Linked DNA regions of Homo sapiens: regions 2 and 3 are each linked to region 1. A link is a loop called in an ENCODE intact Hi-C map of the cell type or tissue named here. Cell type or tissue: GM12878. All regions are shown on one strand. Region 1 holds the start of LOC105372098 (a long non-coding RNA gene). Region 2 overlaps SKOR2 (SKI family transcriptional corepressor 2). Region 3 has its middle 170 kb from the start of SMAD2.

Region 1 (8,000 bases):
ACCAGTCAAGGGGAACAGCATCATTCTTGCTGCCTGCTGGCTGTATATTATTGCTGAGTATGAACAAGGAAGAAACCATCTGAAGCAAAGATGAGCACATCCTCAATTGGAGTGCTAGGCAAAGTTCTGCTGTGAAGCGTGTTTTTTTCTTCTTTTCCTTGACCCTGTGCCTTGAATATAAATGTGCCTTGAGAGGGGGAATGATTGTGCAAGGGAAGAGGTGGCTGAGTCTCTGATGTGCGATGAATGTCAACAGGGTGAGACTGATAAAAGAACAAAGCAAATGCAAAAAAGAAATAGGTCATTGTTACTGTCGGTAAGGCACCCCTGGACTATGGATTCTCAGCTCAGGGTTAGACAAACAATAGGAGAGGAAAAGACACACTCCTTAAAGAAATCTGGTTGCTGTGATTTAGGATTCAGATATGTTCCCTGGAAGTATGTTTTCAGTTTAAAAAGAAATATTGTAACATAGATTCAGAATGAGAATAAGAAAAAATGGGAAGACAGTTTAGATATTCTCAGTGTTTTTATGAGTGAGAAATACCTGGTGATGACGTTTTCATTGTTACTCTTTTTTAAAAAATATTTAAAATTTTATTTTTTAAAAAATTTATTTCTGTCACTCAGGCTGGAGTGCAATAGTATGATCTCGGCTCACTACAACCTCGGCTTCCTGGGCTCAGGTGACTCTCCTACCTCAGCCTCTCAAGTAGCTGAGACTACAGGCGTGCATCACCACACCCGGCTAATTTTTATATTGTGCAGAGACGGGGTCTCACTATGTTGCCCAGCATAGTCAGCGAATCTTCTACCTCAGCTTCCCCAAGGGCTGGGATTACAGGCGTGAGCCACCGCACTCAGCTCATTGTTACTCTTTATCAATGGTTAGGCTAACATACAGGAATTTCCTAATTTCTATCCTAGAAAATCAAATAAACAGTTCACAGACTCACACTCAAGATGATCTATTGATAATAGGAATGGTAATTTAGAGTAACCAAATAGCCTCAGCTGATGAGGGAAAGCTCTGCTTTACATAATAGTGCTATGTAATTTCATAATAACTCCAAATAATGTATTTGGAATGAAAAATCCAGGCCAGGCGTGGTGGTTCACACCTGTAATCCTAGCACTTTGGGAGGCTGAGGCGGGTGGACTGCTTGAGCTCAGTAGTTCAAGACCAGCATGGTTAACATGGTGAAACTGCATCCAAAAAATATTAGCCGGGCTCGCACCTGTAGTCCCAGCTACTGGGGGGCTGAGGCAGAAGGATCGCTTGAGTCCAGGAGGTGTAGGTTGCAGTGAGCTGTGACGGCACCACTGCACTCCAGCCTGGGCAACAGAGGAAGACCCTGGCTCAAAAAAAAAAAAAAAAAAAAAATCCAACTCTGTGTGTGTATGTGTGTGTTTAATCAGCATTTGCAACCTCTAGTGAAATAATTGATTCAGACAAAGATCATTAATAGATGCTAAAACCATTAGTTGAAAGGGCATAAGGAATTGGGTATTCCTATGGTGTCAAAGTATTGTACACAGAATACTTACTACTTGCTGAGAGAAGATGTTTTTCTTTACAACGGAGAGTTCCATGGCCACCAGAAAATCAAACACCACACCGACAGTGAGATACACAGATGTGTGGATCCTGATGAATATGAAAACACATCATCATCTATGCAATACGCTTGCCAAAAAATATTTACCCTAAATCTCATTAAGCTTTTAGAACTTCCCTCTTAGAGACAGGGAATAGAGGAACCAGTTTCATGTATCACAAGGAAATCATCAGACAAATTCAGAATGTGGGACATTCTCCAGCTGGCCCTGTTTCTTCAAAAAGGGTCTAGGGCAAGCAGGCTGGCCTAGATTAAAAAGAGGTTTAAGAGACAGAACCATACATGATGCATATGTGTTCACTGGATTTTGTCAGAAAATGATGGAAGGTATTTTGGGGATGGTTGGAGTATTTTATTTTTTAACTTTTATTTAAGCTCAGGGGTACATGTGCAGGTTTGTTGTATAGGTGAACTTGTGTCATGGGGGTTTGCTGTACAGATTATTTCATCACCCAGGTATTAAGCCTAGTACCCATTAGTTGTTTTTCCTGATCCTCTCCTCCTCCCACCCTCCACCCTGACTGGAGAAATCTGAATATGGACTGAGCATTAGACACATCACAGAATCAGTTTTGCCAGGTGTCATAATGATATTGTGGCTATGTAAGCAAATGCCCTTCTTTGGAAATGCATGCTAAAATATTTAGGGATGAGGTGTCATGATATAAATTACTTTGAAATAATTTAGCAAGAATAGGTAGATAGAGAGATATGAAGCAGATATAGAAGAATACTGATGTTGAATCAAGATGGTATGTATATAGATGTTCAATTGTTTTATTCTACTTTTATATTAGCTTGAAAGCCATTGCACTCCAGCCTGGCGACAGAGCAAGACTCCGTCTCAAAAAAAAAAAAAGTGTACTAGTCCATTTTCATGCTGCTGGTGAAGACATATCCAAGACTGGGAAGAAAAAAAAATTAACTGGACTTACAGTTTCACATGGATGGGGAGCCTCAGAATCATGGCGGGGGGCAAAAGACACTTCTTATATGGTGGCAGCAAGAGAAAATGAGGAAGACGCAAGAAGCGGAAACCCCTGATAAAACCATCAGACCTTGTGAGACTTATTCACTACCATGAGAACAGCATGCGTGGTGGAAACTGCTCACGATTCAAATTATCTCCTACTGGGTCCCTCCCACAACACGTGGGAATTATGCGATTACAATTCAAGATGAGATTTGGGTGGGGACACAGAGCCAAACCATATCAAGAAGTTTAAGGAAATGGCCTATGGATGCAAAATCACATAAACTTGGCCTGACAGTTTTGGGAGGAGTAAAAGTGAGTGTCTGAAAGGGCGGTTATTTGCACTGGGCACCCAGGAAGGGCCACTGGTGCTAAGTTCACCAATGTAATGAAGTGAGGGGTCATTCACTCCAGAAGGACTGAGAATTTTGGAAGAATTAATGTACTTAGAGTGCCCAACTTATTGTCAGCAATAATTTACTCACTGGCAAGATCGGACTGAATAATTCATGTTACAACTGCAATCAGAATACTCATGATTGCTGGTTGTTAGTTGGTTTTTGTACCCCAAATTAAGTCGCATAAAATTACTTCCTTTTCATTAGTTCTGAGAATGTGCTCTTTTCCTTTTCTTCCATTCATCCTTCCTTCCTTCTCTTTCTTCTCCTTCCTTTCTGCTTTCCTCTCTTCCCTTCCTTCCCTCCCTCAGTTCTCTTTCTCACCAATTCTTTCTCCAAATAATATTAATTGTCCCATCCACTCAAGGCATAGATGTAGAGTGACAGTTAAAATGCAGAATTGCTTCCTGCAATGCTAAATTGTTCTTAAAGTACAGTTGTTGTTCAGGAAGTGTGTTTGCAGCCCTGTCCAGCTCCATTTCTGGTGTGATTTCAGGGAGCTGGACTGTGCCATGTTACGCCGCCTGGAGAAGAGGATTCTGGTCGATCTCCCCAGCCGGGAGGCCAGGCAGGCCATGATCTACCACTGGCTGCCTCCTGTGAGCAAGAGCAGGGCCTTGGAGCTGCACACAGAGCTGGAGTACAGTGTGCTGAGCCAGGTCAGCTGCCCTGGAGAGGGGCACATGTAGGTCAAGGGCCCACCATATGGCCATCTTGTAGACCAGGTCTTACCATGAGCTGATAGAAGCTTGAGACACTTAGAATAAGATCCAAGCTGCCCCCGTAATGCAATGGGCATCTTCACGAAGAATAAGCTCCTTTTCACTTAAAAATATTCAGAGAAGGAGAAACAATGTGAGGCAGTGGAAACAGCATAGGGTTTAGACTCAGAGAACCTATGGTCAAATCCTGGCCCTGCTGCTTGTTAGCTGTGTGACCTCGGAGAAGTCACTTACTCTTTGAGCCTGTTTCTTCATCTGTAAAATGGGTAGCAGATGAGCCACAAAGAATGACTGTGATGATTACATAACAGAAAAACTCCAGGTACATGTCTATTATGCCCATTATCACTGGTGTCCATTCCCAGGGTGTTGCAGAAATGTTGCCTGCTTTTGGTGAACATTTGAACACAATGTTCTCTGAGGTTCCTAAATGGCAGGTATGATCTTATTTACAAGAATAAACGTGCCTACCAAATTTGACCATCCTTGGATTTGAGCACAGGGGCCCTGATAGGCTAACTTGGGTGTTCTGATCCTTCACTGGCATCTTACAGCATATTTCGATGGTGTTAGAAAGCCATTCTAGCCCAGCTGCTTAGGTTATCCCAACATGCTAGCAGGGTCTCTTCCTCAAGCACTGTTTATCTGGGAATCTTTTTAGGATGTTCATGGGTGACAGATACAGAATCTACACAGGGCTTCTGATACTGGGTCCTGCCTATAACAACGTAATGGCCAGGAGCATTCTGCCCACTGACCAATGGCTGGTTTTTTGGCTGTTTCAGGAGACTGAGGGCTACTCAGGCTCAGATATTAAGCTCGTCTGCAGGGAAGCAGCCATGCGGCCCGTGAGGAAGATCTTTGATGCACTTGAAAATCACCAGTCAGGTATGGGTTGGATCACCATGAAGGTGTTCCAGGAATTTGTGTAAAAATCCCTCTCACCAGCAGATGGAGCCTGGCGCCTGTTCTTGGTGCCGCTTTACACTTGGCAATGCGTTTTTTGGTCAAATCATCCCTCACTCAACTCATTCCTCCGTGGGTGTTCTGATTTGGATCGACTTTGCTTGCAGATGATAAACTCCTTAGGGCTCAGGCTTTTATTTCTCTGGCACACTCTGATGTTGGGCTGGATCCATTTGAGGCACTATATAAATATTAAATAATACCTGGTAACGATACATTTAGGTCACATTTTTTTGTCTGGGCCTTAGGGGCTAACTCAGTTGCACGTTAAAGAATTTTTCCCCAGCCCTCTTTAGTCTTGCCTTTTGCTGCATTAACAATTAAGAATGCTGCATTATGCATTATTTTGAAAGAAGGTCTATTAGCGTTTCAAGAGCATTGATCACCAAGAGGTCGATTGTTGTGCTGTTACTGTTGTGTTCTTATCCTAGAAAGCAGCGACTTACCCAGGATCCAGTTGGATATAGTAACCACTGCCGACTTTCTGGATGTGCTAACTCACACCAAGCCCTCCGCAAAGAATCTGGCTCAGAGATACTCAGACTGGCAAAGAGAGTTCGAGTCTGTCTGAAACCACATTTACCCTGACCTGGCCACAAAGGCAACCACAAAGACCTCCTAGTTTATTAATGTCCGTGGGAGAACAAAATGATTGGAATGGAAAAGAGAAAATTATTTTTGAAGACTGGATTAACTTGAGCCACTGTATTGTTTTGGATAGCTGAGATATATTTATTAACTTACCATTATCGATGTCAGCAAAATATTGAGAGTTTCAGTTACATACATATATGTGCTATTGGGTCATACAATGGAGATTTTTCTGACAATTAGACTCCATAAAATTTTAATGAACAATTTTCTGTAATGTTACTCATTTGTAAACTTTTTAAGAAAAAGATGTACTTAGAAAAGTTGTGTTGGCCACACACAGGATGACCCTGAGTTGGGGCAGCCAAGTAGAAGCTAAGCTTGACAGGCACTGCCCAGCTGACAGTCCCAGGGTGAAGGAGGACGGAAGCAGGGAAGGCAATGCAGTCTGTTTCTCATTCCGGACAATATTCTGAATCTCATCAGCTCCCCCTAATTCTGACTCCATCCAGCTTTGTCAGCAGCAAACCCCTCCCAAACTAAGCCCCACTCAGAAATGTCACTGAGCATTCTGATGCTAGAGCTAATAGCCAGGGTGACTAGCACACCATCACCATCAGCTGCCAGTCTGATTGTTTTGGGTTCTGGCCCCCAATAACATCTTTTCACTCTTCACACCTCACATCCGGTGTGCTCTGCCCTTCTCTTTCCATTGCCGCAGCTTCTCATCAGATCCAAAGCTTAGGATGGGGCACCTAAGCTTCGAGAACATTCATCCCAAGTCTTCCCTGCTCTTAGGCTCTTCCCCCTCTCCTTAAGGGGTTATAAACAACTAGACGCATCTCTCTCAGAAACCCACAATCCGAGGCATCTACTTTCAACCCTTGATAAATTTTGAAGGCTTCTACTAAGTAATGCCACTTCTTTTCCCCCACTAGAACTTACCTATGGGAAATCACCTTCTTTTCTCTTCCTTGCCTTGTCTTCATCATCCCTGCAGACAGACTCTTCAAGAGGAAAAACCTCCAGAAAGAGACACTTTGGATAGCTAAGTATCCCAAAGGATTTTACCCTTTTAAACAAAACCAAAGCATTTTTTTCGGTATCGATTATTTTGAGATTATTCTCAAATGCCTCTTTAAACATCATTTCATGGAAAATGTCAAATTGAAAATATACCTTATTTAACAAATTGAAAATAAAAAAGATTTCATCTCAGTACATGCTTAAACTTCTTCATAAGCATCAGGCACTACACCATGCAGCACCAGTGATATAGAGAGTCCCCAGTCCCTGGGCCATGGACCCGTAGTACCCGTCCGTGGCTTGTTAGAACTGGTTTGCACAGCAGCTAAGAGGCAGGTGAGCATTACTGCCTGAGCTCCACCTCCTGTCAGATCAGCGAAAGCATTAGATTCTCATAGGAGCGTGAACTCCATTGTGAACTGTGCATGCGAGGGATCTAGGTTATGCGCTCTTATGAGAATCTAAGTAATGCCTGATGATCTGAGATGAACAGTTTCATCCCAAAAGCATCCATCCCCCGCCCCCTATCCAGGCCCACTCCGTGGAAAAACTGTCTTCCATGAAACCGGTCCCTGGTGCCAAAAAGCCTGGGGACCACTGACATAGATGACTCTACTTTGAATGGCCCAAGACTGATGTAAGGCCTAAGTTCCGATGTCTACTTTATGGTTTGGCGGGGGTTCTTCTTGTCAGAACTGACATCAGCTGACATTTCTTGTAGCTGCTAGTCCATTTGCTTGTGGCCACTACCATCATTTCTAATTTTATAAAATCTCAACTGCTGTTGTGAATTTGCTGCAGTGGGAAAGTTGGTGCTGTATGTATACCCAAAAGTGACTGGGTAAAGGGGCAGGGGAAATGCTCCTCTGGATAGCAGGCTTCATGACAATACATTTAGGTCCTTTCTGCTTACTGCCCGTTCCTGAATTCATTCAGAATAAGTGCAGTCCTGCCATCCCTCACAGCAAATACACTTAACCTTCTTCCACTTCCAAAACCCCATATGCAGCCTGTGTGCCTGCTGCATCTCCACATCCTCCATTCCCTTTAAATATCGCCTAGTCCATGTTTTTAACACTTCCACCTCTATTCAATCACATACTCAGTCCTCCTCTTTTTTCCTAAGAAAATTTGTCTTCAAATACTTCGGCATGTGGATGTTTTTCTGTCACGCCTTTACTTTGGTGGCTTCTTCTTGATGCTTTATATATTTATTCCCACTTTGGATGAAATGAAGTGTAGCTCTTTCATCTCTCTGCCCTTTCCTTACCACATATACGTATCTGTCTCCATCATCCCAAAAGTTCTATTATGATTTTAGGTTAACTCAATAATCAATATTTTTAATAGAACTGTACATTGTTAACTGCAGAGCCAGCTAGTGAATTAGAATTACATTTGCTTTCTTGTTTTGTCTTTCCTAGAATTAACAACTGCCTTGTTTTTCTATTTGCTTAATTTTCTAAGTATCTTTTTTTTTTTTTAACACATTCTCGGACCTGTCAGATACCCATCAATATTCTTTTCCAAATGGCCAAACATACCAGATAAACTTTCCACTCCCTTCCCACCCGCTCTGGTCCTGGTGTTCTAAGGGAAAGGGGAGCAGAAGACCATGGCAGAATAAGCAATTTGTACCTAATCAATTTCCAGCCCTGCATCTCACCCTGGCCCACCACCATGCCCACTGTTTCCATGGCCTTAA
Region 2 (8,000 bases), 100 kb after region 1:
TATACCCAGGAGGGGAGTTGCTGGGTAATATGGTAATTCTGTTTACTTTTCTGAGGAACCGTCAAACTGCTTATGGAGTGGCTGCACACCAGTTTGCATTCTCACTAGCAATGTATAATAGTTCCAATTTTCCTACATCTTCACCAATACTTGTTTTTGTTTTTTGATATTGGCCATTCTAGTGGATGTGAAATGGTATTTCATTGTGGTTTTGATTTGCATTTGCCTGATAACTCATAGTGTTGAACATCTTTTCATGTATTCAGTGTTCATATAACTTCTTTGGGGAAATATCTATTCAAGTCTTCTGTTCATTTTTAAAATTTGGTTATTTGTCTTTTTATTATCATGTTGTAAGTGCTCTTTATGTGTTCTGAAAGCAAGTCCCTTATCAGATATATTATCTGCAAACATTTCCCTTTACTGTGAGCTGGTCTTCTTTTACCTTCTTGATGTTATCATTTGTAGCACAAAAGTTTGTAACTTTAAGGAAGTCAAATTTATTTTTTCTTTTGTCACTAGTGTTTTTGGTCTTGTATGCGTGAAAACATTGTTTGACCCAAGGTTATGAAGATCTACTTTTATATTTTCTTCTAAGAGCTTTATAGTGTTAGCTCTTTGACAGAAGACACTTTGAATAGCACTGTCTTGGAGTGTTTATCTTACTAGAAACATATAATACTTAGTCAAAGAAATCATGCTAGTTGTGAAATTTCAGCTTCAAGTGAGATTAGCGAGGGGAGATATTTTTGTTTAAGAGGGGTCTTCCAGCACCCTTCAGATTGTGAAAGTCTGGGCACTGCCAACTCACCTGTGTAGGGAGCAATGTAATGGTTAAAAGCAGAGATTTTTGAAGTCACAATCGCCCTAGTTTCAAACTCCTACTTTTCTACTTAATCAGCTGAGTAGCTTAACTCCTTTAAATTTCAATTAAATAGTCCCTACTTCATAGGGTTGTTGAGAGGATTAAATGAAATAATGCATTAAGCATTGTGCATAAACTTAGCACAATGTTCATCTTACTGTAATCACTCAATGAAAGTTGGCTGCTGGTATTATTATTGGCTGCCAAGTAATTGGATGATAGTGCCATATAAGCAGAGGGATGAAAAAGCAACTACACATAAAATTACAGTTTCACCAATGATAGTTTAGTACTGAATTCAAACAGTATTTAACCGTGTTTTAAAACACACAATTTGGGGGAAATGTTGATTCTTTAAAAAGTCAATCCCTAGAGGGCCATAAAAGCTATTTCAATCACTGTAACTAATTACAAGGAAGTATAAATCAATAAACTTTGCTAAATGGTCTAAAATATAGTAAAGAAAACTGTCATTAACAATCATCCAGGAAGCCACTGTCCTTAATAGTGAGATGATGTAAAAGTTGGATGTGAAGAATGAATTTTATTATTTGAAAACTCCAGGTGTTAACAATGCTTTTAGAGAAGTTCTTAATTCAGCACAGAGTCATGGCTTTTCTGAATGATTGTTTACTTTAGGTAACTTTATTTTTTCTAAATTATATGTATATTCATCTTGGTATGGAAATAAGTGGCCATCTGCAGAGAAGTCTTGTCAGCTCTCAGTGTTTTTCAGCACCTTTCTTAGCTCAAAACCAGCCCCCTTCTCATCCCTCTTCCTAAAGCTCCAACACTGCTTCAGGTCCCAAATCAAGACTGGAGTCATGCTACGTTTAGAAAGACTTTGCTTTTTTTCCTCCCAGTCCTGTGTGGTAGTTACAGGCTCAAATCTGGAAGTCCCAGAGCCCTCTCCTGGGTTCCCAAGCTTACCTTGCTGCCCCTCTGAGTGGGAGAGCCAATGCCCACATGGGCTCCTGAGCCAAAGAGCTGTCTGCCCATCATGTCTTTGAGTCTAGGACTCGGTTTGCTTCTTGCCACCTATTTATTCTCAATGGTGTGTTTCCCCAAGGACAGAACCTGCCCGTAAGTGAAATGTGAGTGGCAGGGCCCTGTATCATGGATGATGGTGATTGACAACCTCCTACTTTTGAACTTGCCTGTGCTGCTGAGATCTATTCCCATGTTGGGGTCTGGCTACATACCTGCTCACATCTTTCTTTGTGTCATATGAGAACCTATGAGGCCTTTTGGACAGTTTACTTTTCTAGTCCGTCTCCTATCCTACCCTGGAAAGCCAGCCAAGTTCAGGTTCATCCCCTTTCCGTATCTTCACCTGCGTATACTGCAATGGGAGATATCAGAGATGTTACACAGTTGGCTTAGTGTGATGGTGAGGTCAAGAAATAGACAAGAATAGCTTGCCATGGCAGTAAGAAGAACTGGATTTAGGGTTGACTCTGCAACTAGTTAGCCTCCATATCAAATACCCTTAGCTAAATCAAAGGGCCAATGAGCTCATAAAATGAAATAAACAGCATAAATATGCATTGGAAAGTTGTCACATAAATAAGAAATCATGCAATTGTTGGCTGATGGGGGCCCTCAAATAGAGCAAAAGGTTTTATAATCAGAGTTAATAGAAAATCTAAAGTAATGTGGTTAAATAAGATAGAACCTCATTTTCTTCCAACATAAAATAAATTTGGAAATGGGCAGTCTGGAGTTGGAGTGGTGGTTCAGTAGTTGCCAAGGACCCTGGCTTTTATTATTTTTTTTATGCCATAGTATTAACAGTATATGGTTTTCATCTTCAAAATCACCTCATGGCCTGAGATGGCTGCTGGGCCTCCATCCATCTTACAGACATCAGAAAAGAGAGAAAAGGAAAGGAAAAAAATAAATATTTAAGTCAAAGCTCTTTTGAAGCTACCTTTCTGAAAGTTCCACATGTTTCTACCTGCATCCCATTGGCCAGGATATAGTCACATGGCCATGTCTAACTGCAAGTAAACCTGGAGAAGGTAATCTTTCAATTAGGTGTATTACCACCTGAGAATGAGTATTACAGGATGGCAACTAGCATTTGCCACATTATGATCATTTGAAATCAGATGAGAAGTCAACCTTTGAGAGAGCTTAAATCGATAACAGTGAACTGATTTGCTTCTGTGATTGGCTCAAATAAAATAAAGGAGATAGAATCACTCATTTAACAAAACTGTTTTGTGCTGCTGCTACCTGCCAGGGACTATGCTAAGCACTAGGGAGAGGGTAGTGAGCTGAAACAAACATCTTCTGTCCTCCTAAAGTTTACAGTACACATCTCCCCCACAAGAGTCTGTTATTACAAACATGGTTTGGGTTGCCTATAAGGAATCTTGTAAGATGGTCAGACTTTGTGTGCTCAACTCTGTAGAGAGAGACAAAGGCCCTCTGCCCGTAGCATGGAGAGTGCTGGGAGTTAAATGACAGTGGTTACACATCCTTACCACTCAGACAGTGTTCCTTTTCTCTAACCTCTCTCACTGCTGACCACCCCAACACCGTCTTAACTCTTAACTCTTAAATGAAAGAGCTCCTATCAGTTTGATCATATCCCCTGTAGCTAGGAGAGAGTTCTCTCTATTTCCCACAGAGCAGAGGCCACACTCATTGTTCAATCTAAGGAAATTGGGATGTGATGTCCCTCTCTCCTTGCCTGTGGCAAACAGACAAGCAATTACTCAGGCATTCTGAGGATGGAAAGCATCAGTCTGAAATGTCTGGTCTGCCCCAACAGGAAATACTTTATTGTTCGGGCCTGGATTTTTGCTTTGATTTGCTGATGCTTTTTCTGATTTTATAATTTAATTTGGAATTAAAATAGAGAATTGTATTTGCATTGCCTGCATGCTTTATTAGCTAGTATTTGGATTGACCTTGGAATTTTGACATGATAAAACAAAGAAAAGAGCACAGCATTTTTTTTCTGCTGTCATTTTGTACACCAAGAATTTTTACATGTCTTTCTGAGGAGTAGCTTTATTTTTAGCCCCATGCAGCACTTGAGATGGATGTCCTGTCTGTTTCCACAAGGCAGCTCAGATAACACAATTATATCCAGTTTTAGGGAAGAATTCTTTTGCTCCAACTTAAAAGCAATAAACATTACTAGAACAGGAAAAAGATGTTCACTCTTCTTAATGAGAAAACACATGGGGTAAATGACATGTTTCCACATCACATATGTGATTTCCTTGACTCTTTTTCTCTGAAGCTTTGGGTTTTTGGCGTGTAGCTTTATGGTTACTCGGAGGATTGTTAGGCTCTAGTGCTTGTAATGAATGGAGACTCTAAGGCATGGGAGTAAGGTCAACAGGAGTCCCCTGGCACTCAGAGACATGTATAGCTGGGCTTCTTTGGAATCTGGAATTTAGGTGGAGAACTGGAAGGCACCAATGCAGTTTTAACATTCTTCACTTGATCTTAGCCAAAAGGCCGAGAAGCGATAGTTTTAACATTCTTAGCAGCAGAGGCAAATGGTTTTCTGTACTGAACTTGGCCATGAACTCAATGCAGAGTTATGCCATGGTTAATATGTCCAGAGTGCTGCAGACATACTGGTCAAGTTATTGGGTTATCTCTCTTTTGCTACAAGATCATTTGCTGATATTTTACCACTAATAACTCATAGATATTTAAAGTTGCAATTGGAAAGGAAAGAATGACATTTCAGGCCGGTTTACACTGCCAGTTGATGCAGCTGCAGGACAAAGACCTTAAATTTATCTGTAAATCTGTTATTCTCCCTCCAAACTCCTGGGCCAAGCTGCTCTTGCTCTGAGAAGCTATCTGGTCCTAGAGTTTGCATTGGATTCTATAGAAAATGACCTCTGCTGTCCCCTGGTGGCTAGTCATGAAGCCAGGTTTGTGACCTCCCAGATGATTTTCTGCCACCTCTGATATCCTTGGCTTAAAGTACAAAGCTAAGAGCCACAGGGCTTCCATCCCTTTGTGAAATTTCATGCTTATATCGGAGAAAATTCTCCACTTACCTGACTGCTCAAATTACACACCTAGGTACAATTACCAGTTTTAGAAACATGTATCATGTCCAAAGGACTGTGTGAGACTCATACCTGCACCCAGGCCCCTCCTGGAAGAACAGCTCAAAGAGAACATTTTTTGTCACAGCATCTTCATATTAGTTTCTGCTAGTGGTCACTGAGAACCTGTTTCCAGACTCTGGGACTTGGTTTACATTCCTTCTCGAATGCAGCTTCTCATCCTTCATAGGCTAGGAAGATCACAAATGAGTATCCCTCCTTTGGTTTTTTATTGTCACAGCCAAGATAAGAGCATTTATCTCAAGGGTAAGTTGTGAAGCTTTTTGGGATAGTTCATGGTAATAAAGCTGGTGGGGAAAAAGTATTAAATCTCATGGCGATGCATCTGAAGGCTGTTTTGAAATCTGTTGAGGGATGCCAATGGTGAGATGTTTTTTCAGTTAGGATGGGCTTTGGCAACCTCAGGTTGGGAGGTCATCCATGGTGGACTTCTGTGCAACCCACATTACCTTAGAAATCTTGGCTGCAAAGTGTTCACTATTTAACTCTCTCATCTGAAAAGCAGAATTTGGGGCATAATATGATCTTGTGGACTTGGATTTAACATCACAGTAAGTAGGAAGGCCTACGATGGGCTCTATCAGCAACACTACTGGAAGACCTAGCAGGAATTTAGAACATTCCTTTACCTATACAAAGATCCTAAAACAATGGAGGAGTTGTCCAGATGCTGACAATGACCAAACGCTGGGCTAGCCTTTAATAATCATTTTTGAAGGAATTCTGTTTTCAAAAATAATTTATTCAAATATTTTTATACCAAAAAAATTTTAAAAGTATGAATTTCTCTTAGTTGTCCTCAAGCAAATGTGCATTTAACTACATGAACACAACCATTACTTCATAGTTTTTTTATTATAGACTTTTTTATCCACATGAATGTTAAAGAAACTACAACAGAGTTAAATGCCATTTTTGATAACATGATTATATTCTTAATTACACTCAATATTAAACTGTAAAATATTTCCAAAGGAATACAATCCTCATTCATACAGCAGGCAAAGTACAGAGAGGAAGGGGCCACATGTAAGTCTGTCCAGTTTGCTATGAAAAGCAGGTTTGTACGGCTGGTGCCTTCCCATCCATTGAAACGCTATCCCCACTCCTAGGATGGGTCTTGTGTTTTCTTCCACCAAGAATCACTTCTTCAAAAAGAGAAGACAGTTTTGTAGAGTTGCTTTCTCCATGTGTGCAGGACTGAGACTGCCTGGGACCATCCGCTGATTTCCCATCCCAACTGGCTAACAGCACTTCCCATGCTCTGGGTTCAGCTATCCTTTAAAAACACAAAGACTCGAACTTTGGTTCCACCAAAAGATGCAACAAGCATTGACTGCTCTGGTTGGCTCCCCCCTCCCCCCACTAATGAATGGCTGCTACAGTCTATTTTACATGGTTGTCCATGCTGTTTTGAGGTCACTTGTCCTTAGGTTCTCCTGAACCTGATTTTGTATTTAATTCCCAAGCCCTTTCGATCTGCAGTCTTTAACACGGGTCAGAAGTGCTCCATGGCAGGCTGTATCTTACAAGAGAACAAGAGTAAGTAGTTCTGTGCACCTGGGATAAGACAAAAGCATAGAATGACAAGCTGAACCTAATATAATCAGATAATTTTAAAACATTTAAAGTAATATTTAGTATACCCTCCTTAGGAGAAGACATTTTGTCTGCTACCCTAGGTTATATATCTCTGATGATATCAAGCCAAACCAGAAATACTAAACAAGAGTGTGCTGGTTTGCTGTGTGCTTTTCACAGTAAAGCCATTTAGATGGGTTTAGAAGCTGGGGTTTGTTGTAGGGCAAAGACAAAAGCAGCCTGCAGTGAAAGGGGCAGACAGAATTTCATGCTCTGGTGCTCTGCTGGTTTTGATTGGATGGCCCAAGTTACGTTTATTTTTCTTGTTCTGTGGTGTCAGGGCAACATAGAAGTATGAGTGGAGGTTTTGTGATTCAAAATCAATAAAATGATTGGATTGGTTATTAACTGCATATTTATAACTGATAATACAAGATGTGAATTAGGCCATGATTTTAGGTGACAAACCAGAGGAGAGCAGACAATGTATGGAATGCAGAGCCAGCCCCAGCCTGGCTCAAATCCTGCCACTTCCTAGCAGTGAGACCACAGGCAACTTACTCATCTCTTGTCTCTTTAGCCTTCTCAGCTGTAGGGGGGTGAAAGCAGTAATACTTACCTCAGTGTGTTGGTCCAAAGATTAAATAAGATAATCGACATAAAGTCCTTAGAACAGTGGGGGCACACCATTATTCTCTAAGGAGATTCTTAAAAGAACCTCTTATGTCTGACTAAAGATGAGAGAAATGAATGTACCACTCCCCCTCTTTATCTTTGATCTATACAAAAAGGAAGACACAGAATGTTCCTTTAAAATCCAATATCCTTTTTTAAAAGACTCTTGTTGTTACTTTCGTAGTAATTATTCCAGAAGTGAAACAAAAATGAGTTTACCAAAGAGGTAGATATAGTTAAAATACCAACAAAAAATAATATTCCAGACTCTCCAGAAAGATGCAACGTAGCAATTAGTGATTAAGAAAATGCAGACATAAGGCAAAAATAGGTGGGTCATGCCCTTGGGTGTTACATGTGGTCTTGGGCTGGCTTTCATGAACGTGGCCCCTTTCTGGGAAAAAAGAGAGAATATAGCAGAAAATTGGCACACAAAAGTGACAGCCAAAATTTTAGAGCTAGTAGAGATTTTGATCAGGTTTGGCCATCCACATTTTATAGATAAGAGTGAGACTCAAAGAGATTAAATGATGTTACTCAAGATAACACAGAGAAATGGCATCAGATCTGGCACCCAGTCTCCCTCACCACCAGCTAAGGACCCAAGGAAGACAGGGAGAAGGCTTTAGGGTCAAATAGACCTGGATTGAATCCTGTATCTGTCACTTAAGAGCTATGTGACTCCTCTGAGCCTCAGTTTCTAAGTATGAAATGGAGGTAATAACAGGATCTGCCTTACAGCATTGTAAAGATAACACAGTAAGTATTTAGCC
Region 3 (8,000 bases), 660 kb after region 1:
TTGCCCTCTTGCAGGACCCACAGACTCCTGGAGAGCCTACTCATGTCTATAGCCCCCATGCCTGGCCTAGAACAGGCAATTGCCTAGAACAGGCAATGTACTCATCAGTTTTTTGTTTTTTGTTTTTTGTTGTTTTCTTTGAGATGGAGTCTTGCTCTGTCACCCAGGCTGGAGTGCAATGGCATGATCTTGGCTCACTGCAACCTCCGCCTCCCAGATTCAAGCAATTCTCCTGCCTCAGCCTCCCAAGTAGCTGGGAATACAGGTGCGCACCACCACGCCCAGCTAATTTTTTGTATTTTTAGTAGAGACGGGGTTTCACATGTTAGCCAGGATGGTCTCCATCTCCTGACCTCGTGATCCACCAGCCTCGGCCTCCCAAAGTGCTGGGATTACAAGCATAAGCCACCGCGCCTGGCCACTTATCAGTTTTATAGTGAGGAAACTGAAGCACAGAGGTATGAAAAAAATGGCTGGAAACACTCAGAGTCAGAGCTGGGAGGAAGAACCAGGCCTCTGGACCACTAGACAGGATCTGAGGCTTCTCTCAAGGGCAAGGGTCAGGGCAGGGAGGGTGTCACCATCTCAATTCCAGGGCAGGCTTTGGCACAGCCAGGTGGGGCAGGTGCGGGCATCTCTATTAGGGCTGAGAAGGACTTAGATGAGGGACCAGCCCCACCACCAAACACAGAGGCAGTAGCATCGCCGATGGGGTCTGGGGATGCCATCTCACACCTGGACCATTGCAGTAGCTTCTAACTGTCCTCCACACTTGCCCCATGTCCCCGCCTCTATCCCTCCACCTGCCACATGCCAGCCAGAATGACCTGGTGAAACATGGGTAGAATCAGGTCCCTCCCTGCTCAAAACCCCCACAGCCCATCTTATTCACCATTAAAGCCAAAGTCCTCTCAATGGCCTCCAAGGCCCCACATGCTCGAATCCAACCACAGCTTCTACATTTCTCCTCCCTGCTCATTTTGTTCCAGCCAGGCTGGCCCACTCAACAGATACCAAGCACAGTCCCATCTTGCACCACTGCCCTTCCTTCTGCCTGCAATGCCCTCCCGCAGACAGCCACACGGCTAACTCCATCACAGTTTTCAGATGGCTGCCCAAGTTCCCCTCCATGAGGCCTACCCTGACCACCCTATCTAAAAGAACAGCCCGTGTTGCCCCACACAGAATGCCTTCACCTTACAAATAATATATCTATTTCTTTATCTTTGTCTTCCCTACTGGACTAGCGGCTCCACAAGAGCAGGCAGTTTGCCTTTTGTTCACTGACGCAGCCCCACATGTGAAATTGTACCCAGCATATAATGTGAGTTCAATAAATGCTAACTTAATTAAACAGCTGTAAAGTCACAAAGAAATGAATTTCTAATGGTGGAATTTCAGGCAGCACATGCATTGCTGATGGACATGGCACAGTGTCAAGCACATGGTGGGTGCCTGAAACTCTGTGGAATGAGGGGCCTTCTTGCTTTTGCAAGCGCCTTCGTTGGCCTGCCTCCTTGCTAGGAAAGCATGCTGAGTACAGCCACCATTTCTGGTGTTGAATTGTTTGTTGGTTGGTTGATTTTCTGACTGTGCGTCTTGGGGGCACACCCTGCTTCCTCCACAGTATAACGTTAGCGGAGACACACACCATATACACCTTCCCTCTTTCCAATGGCCTCTCCTGACTTTAGGTCCCCAACCCCAATTGTTTCTGGCCCAGCCAAATGGAAAATTTAATTTCCAATTAATTAGCCCTGAATTTGGTGCCCCTCGTCAAGTTACAGGACTGCCCTTCTCCCAAGAGAGGGGGCTCCCCGCCCACAGGTGGCCAACACTTGACACTGCCTCTGCTGGGAGGGAGACAAAGGCCCCCAGCCCTGCCATTGTCTCGGCTCGAGTTCACGGTCAGGCGGGCACAAAGGCTGGATGAATTCTTCATGACCCTCTGAAAGCGTGGCTCTTCCCTATCTGGCCACAGGTGAGCCCTTGAATGGGGGAGAAGGACATCTTCTCAAGCAGCAAGTGTCCCACCCAACACGGATCCCAGCCTCCGTCCCCAGCCTCCTGCCCTGGCGCCGCCGCCCCCGCAGTCCGCTGAAACCGGAAGCCCCGGGCCAGTTCAAGACAAGGGCGCCCCGCACCCGGCGCAACTCCCCTCCTTCCACGACACAGCCCTGCTGCTGTGGCATGGCCCTGGCTCTCAGCGGGGCGGTCCCCTTCCCTGCTCCAGAAAGGGTCTCCAGGGCGAGATCTGCCCTGCTTTCCCTTGTATTAATATAAGGGAAAGTCCTGGGGAGGAAGCTCTCCCCTGCCAGCGTCCACTCCAGCCTCCAGGAGTCCCTCTCCGCAGGTCTCCATCTTTCCCGCGGGTTCCGCTGTGCTGTGGCGCCCTCTGCTGGTGGGTCCCATGCAGTGCGAGAGTGCTCACCTGGTCCTGGCGTCCTGAAAGCCCATGTCCCCTACCTTCAAGTTCCTCCCTCTCCCAAGAAGTCGTTAGAAGGAAGAGGAGGCAGTCCTGTGGCCAGGTCTCTTCTCCAGAGATAAGTAGAGGAGGGATGAAGAAAAAACAAGGCCTGGGGGAGGGGCTGGGATTTGAGTTAATGAGCTATGTATTTTCCTTTCTCTATAATCCACGGTATTGGATGCAGCAGCCAATTTAACTTCGCCATGGGATAATTTGTCATGGGGTTGTTAGGCTGCAGAGGCTGGGGTGGGATGAGGATGGGTGGGTAAGGCAGGGCCAGACAGAACCGGGGGCCATCCCAAGTGCTTCCTAGCAAACCTCCTGGGGTCGGGGGGTGCAGCATACTCTGTGCACCAGGGGCCCAAGGAAAGGAGCGTGGATAGCATCAAGAATTCCTCAGGGGCAGAGCTAGGGTAGGACAAGGAAGGGAGGGAAGGACCCAACTCCAGCACAAGAGAGCCTTGCCAGGTGAAAGGGCGCCTCAGCTCTTCCCTGAGAACAGCAGTGTGTCTGTGCAGCCCTCCAGAGCCTGGGACCCAGGGGCTTCCCGCAGAGTTGTTGGTCCTGTGTGACTCATGGATGGATAGCTGGATTGGATGAATAGATCCATGGATTCATGAGTGAGCATCACTCAAATCTTCCATGCATCTAGAATGTGACAGAACCAGGACTTTCTGGCCTCATTTCTGTGTCCCTACTGTGTGCTTCCCTTAGAGTCAGAAATCAGAGGACCTCGAGTTGATGGTCCTTAGAAGGCAACTCATTTTACATAGAAATTGGGTGACCTTATATTCTGGTTTTCCCAGACAGCATCCCAGTTTCTGCCTTTGACCCAGGGCAATTAATATTCCTTTCACTCACAATATCATCCTGGTGTGGACAATAAATATGGTCACCCTTCAGAAGAGGAAACTGAGGCTGAGATGCAGTCACTGCCCACAGCTAGCCTGTGGCCAATGCCCAAGTCTCCTGACATCCTCTGCTCTTCCTGCTGAGCTAAACCACTGCCAAACACCAAGGCCTGACACTCAAAGGTACAGGATCAGACCCCACCTGTCCACTGGGATCTCCCTCTCCAGGAAGCCCTCCCTGACTAGGACAGCCTGCAGAGACCCATCCATATCTGAACTCTGCCTTCAACACTTTCCATCTCAATCTGGTACACAGCACTAAACTCCTTTCTCCACCAAAGTGTGGCTCCACCTACAATGTGCCAGAGGGGAGTGTGGAAGAGGAGAACAGACAGGTAGCAGGGGCCAGAGGGCCAGGGTCTAGAATCAGTCACTGCACATTTCTCCCCTGGGCACCTAAAACAATAGTGGCCTGAGGGCCCAACTAGAAGATGGGGAGCCACACATCTGAATGGGAGTGGAATTAAAATGTTGATTTGGCCATTTGCCTCCTATGGTCCTGGGCAGAAAGGCAGGCCAGGGCCTCTCTACCAACAGCCTGGTAGGTTTTCTGATGCCCTATGACCTTGACTTGTTTCCATCCCACCTCTGTGGGCTGCAGACGCACTCTGGCCCCTCTGTTTTCTGGCCAGCCCACTTTTCTAACTGCGGTGCTTCCTGGGATGCAACATTAGGCACCAGTTGGGTAGTAGATTCTCTCTCCCCCCATATCCTCTCAGGAGGTATGAAGTCCCCCTCCTCCACGGCCCCAGCCTTCCCGTTTCTGAATAGACCACACTCCTCTCCCCTTGTCCAGAGCTATCAGAACCCTGCCTCTTGCCAATCAAATGGCCCGCCACTGTCCACTCCCTGGAATGTAGCACCACCTAGTGGCAGCCTGCAGCCTGACAGCGCCGCAAGTGAAATTTCAGCACAGCAAGTCTTTACTGATTATCAACCATACACAAGGCATTATGCCAGGCCTTTACAGGTGGGCAGAAAATCACAAAGACAAACAAACAAAACCTTGAGATGTGCTCCCTGCACCGGAAAGCACTTGCCTTCCAGTGGGGAACTGAGCCGAACACGGTGCAACAGAAGCAGTATAGCATGATGCTTGTGGGTACAGACTTCTGAGTCAGACCGTCCAGGGTTCAAATCCTAGCTGTGGCACTTACTAGCTGTGCTATTCCAGGTACATTATTTAACTTCTGTAAGCCCTAGATTTCTCTTTGTAACATGGATTAATAAAGATGCCTCTCTCAAAGGGATATTGTAAAGAACTGAGTTGAAGTATTAAAACATTCAGCACAGTGCTTGGCAGAGGGCAAGTGACATTAAGATGGATGCTATTATTGAAATGATAAAATGATTAATTCAGGCTTAGTCTTGTAAGAATTCAGGAAAAGGGTGGCCACGTGCAGTGGCTCACGCCTGTAATCCCAGCACTTTGGGAGGCCGAGAGGGGCGGATCACGAGGTCAGGAGATAGAGACCATCCTGGCCAACATGGTGAAACCCCATCTCTACTAAAAATACAAAAATTAGCCAGGCGTGGTGGCAGGCACCTGTAATCCCAGCTACTTGGGAGGCTGAGGCAGGAGAATCGCTTGAACCTGGGAGGCAGACGCTGCAGTGAGCCGAGATCGTGCCACTGCACTCCAACCTGGTGACAGAGCGATACTCTGTCTCAAAAAAAAAAAAAAAAGAATTCAGGAAAAGGTTAACCCAACTATGAATTGGAATTATGACAGAGAGAGTAATGGAAGAGGTAAGAACTGAAGTAGGGCTCTGCGGAAAATGTAGGCTCTGTGACCACGACCAAGTCCTCATCTGTAAATGGAGATAACACAAAGTGCTTAAAGGTAGGGACCTCAGGTAATTCTCGAGGTAACATCTTTTAGTGATAAACATTTACTGAGCACCTACAATGTGTCAGGCTTTGGAGATTCAGAGATGAAAAGATACAGTTGCTGATCTCAACATTACAATCTGGCTCATATCACAGAGAAAAGAGCTGGTGGGCTTCTGATCCCCACCCCAATCCCTGCACGAAACCCAGAAGGCAAGGGCGAGGCCATCTGTGAGTACTGTGTCCTCGGCCGGCAGAACCTCCAGGATCTCAACCCCTAAAACAGGGCCAGCTGTTCTGGGGAGATGAGATGGCAGATAATGATCAGGGTCATGGGCCCAATCACTCCTCTCAGGCTGCTCCTCTGCAAGGCCTCCTCCAGCCATGCTCCTCTGCTTCCCGCTCTGGTCCACAATCAGGAGTGTCCAGAATGTAAGGTTCGTGAGAGCAGGGGTCCAGCCCATCTTGTTCTCCAATGGGGCCAGTACAGCATTCAGTGCCTGGAATATAATAATGTCCAAAAATGTTTGCTGAATGGATGAATGAATGAATTAAAGTTTTAAGAAAGTAATTCATCGTGGGACCCTTCTTCTTATGCCTAGTAACAGCACACATGGGGCCTTTCAAAACTATTCTGGTCCTCAGAGTCTCCATCTAGAGACTAGAAAGTGAACTACGCTCAGGATCTGTACTTCATCATTAGTTCTGCTAACTGCATATTTTTAATATGTCCCACTAATTATTTAATCTGTGTTCTTTTTGTCTTCCAAGTTAAATGATAAGTTTCTTAATAGCAGAAACTTTCCTTTATTTGCAGAATTTACAGTTAATAGATTTGCCATCATGGATGTGGCATTCCTAGATTCCATGCTAAACTTATTTTTCAGATGCCTTCAGGCATGAAAATCTTGTATCAGAAGAGAATAAAGTTGATTGTTCTTTGAATTAGAGTCCTTTCTGCTGATTTCCTGGCCTCCTCATAAAATCATCGGCCAAGTTAAGACCGCAAAAGACCTCGAAATTTTAGACTGATAAGCAGAAATTAACAACATAAAGTAAAAGACTGAATTTATGTTCAATAAACTTTATGTTCAGAACATCAACAGTACAGGTGCAATGTGGTAGAGAAGACATTACTTTTCATGGGGAAAAGATCAGCATGTTTTATTGTCCAATAAACTGAAGACACAAATGTAGAATTTCAGAAAAGGACCAAAGTAATATTTAAAATTTGAAAAATTATAAATTCAAGAACTGAAAGATAAAATACCCAAATTAGGAATTTAATGAATGAGTTTAACAACTGATTAGAAAAAGGTGACAAAAATAATTAGTAAAAGGTAACAATGGTCAAAAAATAAAATGAATTATGGAGAGACAAAGGAGATGAAAAACACATAAGGATGTAAGAGAAATAAGGAATACAATAAGAAAGTCGAACATACATGCAATTCTAATCCCAGAGAAAAAAGAATGAAACAGAAGCAATCTCTGAAGGGAAAATGGTTGAGACTTGTTCAAACTCAATGCAAGAATTAAAACCACATAGTTAATTGGTAAAATAAATAAATAAATAAAATATTTAAGAAACAGCTAAAAGGAAAAGAAAAACTATCATTTAAAAACCTCCTAACAATAAAATTGGAAGCCAGAGACTACTGGAAAATATTTCTAAGTACTGAAAGAAAATAACTGCTGATCTGGAATTCTATACCCAGCAAAAATATTCTTCAAGAATGAAAGTGAAATAAAAATATATTCAAATGTATAAAAACTAGAGAAACTCATCAAAGCAGACCAACACTAAGGACAACACTGAAAAGTGTTCTTTAGGCAGAAAAAAAATTATTCCAGGTGGAAACTCAGAAATGCAGGAAGGAATGAAGAGCAATGAAAAATAGCATACATAAACATTAATTATATGAAACAAAAATAATGTTTATACTTAATAGAAATGAAATAGATAACATATGTCAGAAGGAGACTACATTAAGTGTTCAAAGGTTCTTATATAAAAATGCCGGGCCGGGCACAGTGGCTCACGCCTGTAATCCCAGTACTTTGGGAGGCCAAAGCAGGTGGATTACCTGAGGTCAGGAGTTCGAGACCAGCCTGGCCAACATGGCAAAACCCCATCTACTAAAAATACAAAAATCAGCCGGGCATGGTGGCGGGCACCTGTAATCCCAGCTACTCGGGAGGCTGAGGCAGGAGAATCGCTTCAACATAGGAGGCAGAGGTTACAGTGAGCCAAGATCATGCCACTGAAATCCAGCCTGAGCGACAGAGCAAAACTCCATCTAAAAAAGGAAAAAAAGAATTCCAAGGGTTTGTAGAGGGTTTCTTTTTGATTATTCAGTATAGTACAAATAAATACATACATCTGAGGAAACTACCCAAGTTTTGGGGGGAAACGTCTGAGAGGATTAAGATGAAGAGTGCCTGACTCCACCAGCTAGACTGAAAAATATATTTTATGGGACATTTGGGTAGAGCACTTAGAAGGACCTTGCCTCAGTAGTGGGGAATAATTAGACCTAAACTAAAAAATGTTCTGGTCCTGCCTGACAAATCTTAAAAGCAAGACCCAAAGAATCAATCTGCTTCCAACTAGTTCACCTGCATCACAAAATAAAGAATATTTATGCAAACTATCCATCACATAACATGTAAAATTCACATGTGTGGTATCCAATCAAAGATTACCAGGCATGCAAAGAAGCAGAAAAATGCAACCTCTGAAGATAAGAAAAACCAATACATTAAAACTAACCCCAAAATGCCACAGATGT

The links. Hi-C counts contacts between places; a loop is a spot of excess contacts. Peaks named below come from ENCODE experiments on the same cell type or tissue, not always from the same donor. Only the 100,000 strongest peaks of a DNase experiment are listed, where the experiment ranks them.
Region 2: it touches region 1 in a loop (14-fold over the local background); 93 of 110 quality-filtered maps call a loop at or near these places.
Region 3: it touches region 1 in a loop (9-fold over the local background); 67 of 110 quality-filtered maps call a loop at or near these places.

What each region holds. Positions count from the first base shown.
Region 1 is chr18:47,095,757-47,103,756 of GRCh38, forward strand. KATNAL2 (katanin catalytic subunit A1 like 2) reads left to right here. Exons shown (of 18, transcript NM_001387690.1): 16 at 3,487-3,649; 17 at 4,498-4,600; 18 at 5,110-6,487. The coding sequence ends at 5,249. It overlaps LOC105372098 (a long non-coding RNA gene), which reads right to left and starts at 2,479. Exons shown (of 4, transcript XR_935432.3): 1 at 1,549-2,479. RefSeq lists silencers at 4,583-4,795, 4,631-4,740. In GM12878, a CTCF peak has its summit at 4,670 (motif pointing right); a DNase peak (open chromatin) is centred at 4,671.
Region 2 is chr18:47,200,362-47,208,361 of GRCh38, forward strand. It overlaps SKOR2 (SKI family transcriptional corepressor 2), which reads right to left. Exons shown (of 9, transcript NM_001278063.4): 9 at 5,808-6,531. Among named protein-coding and RNA genes, the nearest start is that of IER3IP1, 28 kb to the left of the region's middle. In GM12878, a CTCF peak has its summit at 4,750 (motif pointing left); a DNase peak (open chromatin) is centred at 4,761; H3K27me3 peaks cover 120 bases.
Region 3 is chr18:47,752,335-47,760,334 of GRCh38, forward strand. No RefSeq gene overlaps it. Among named protein-coding and RNA genes, the nearest start is that of SMAD2, 170 kb to the right of the region's middle. In GM12878, CTCF peaks have their summits at 2,406 (motif pointing left) and 4,245 (motif pointing left); no DNase peak of the experiment used is centred here; H3K27me3 peaks cover 148 bases.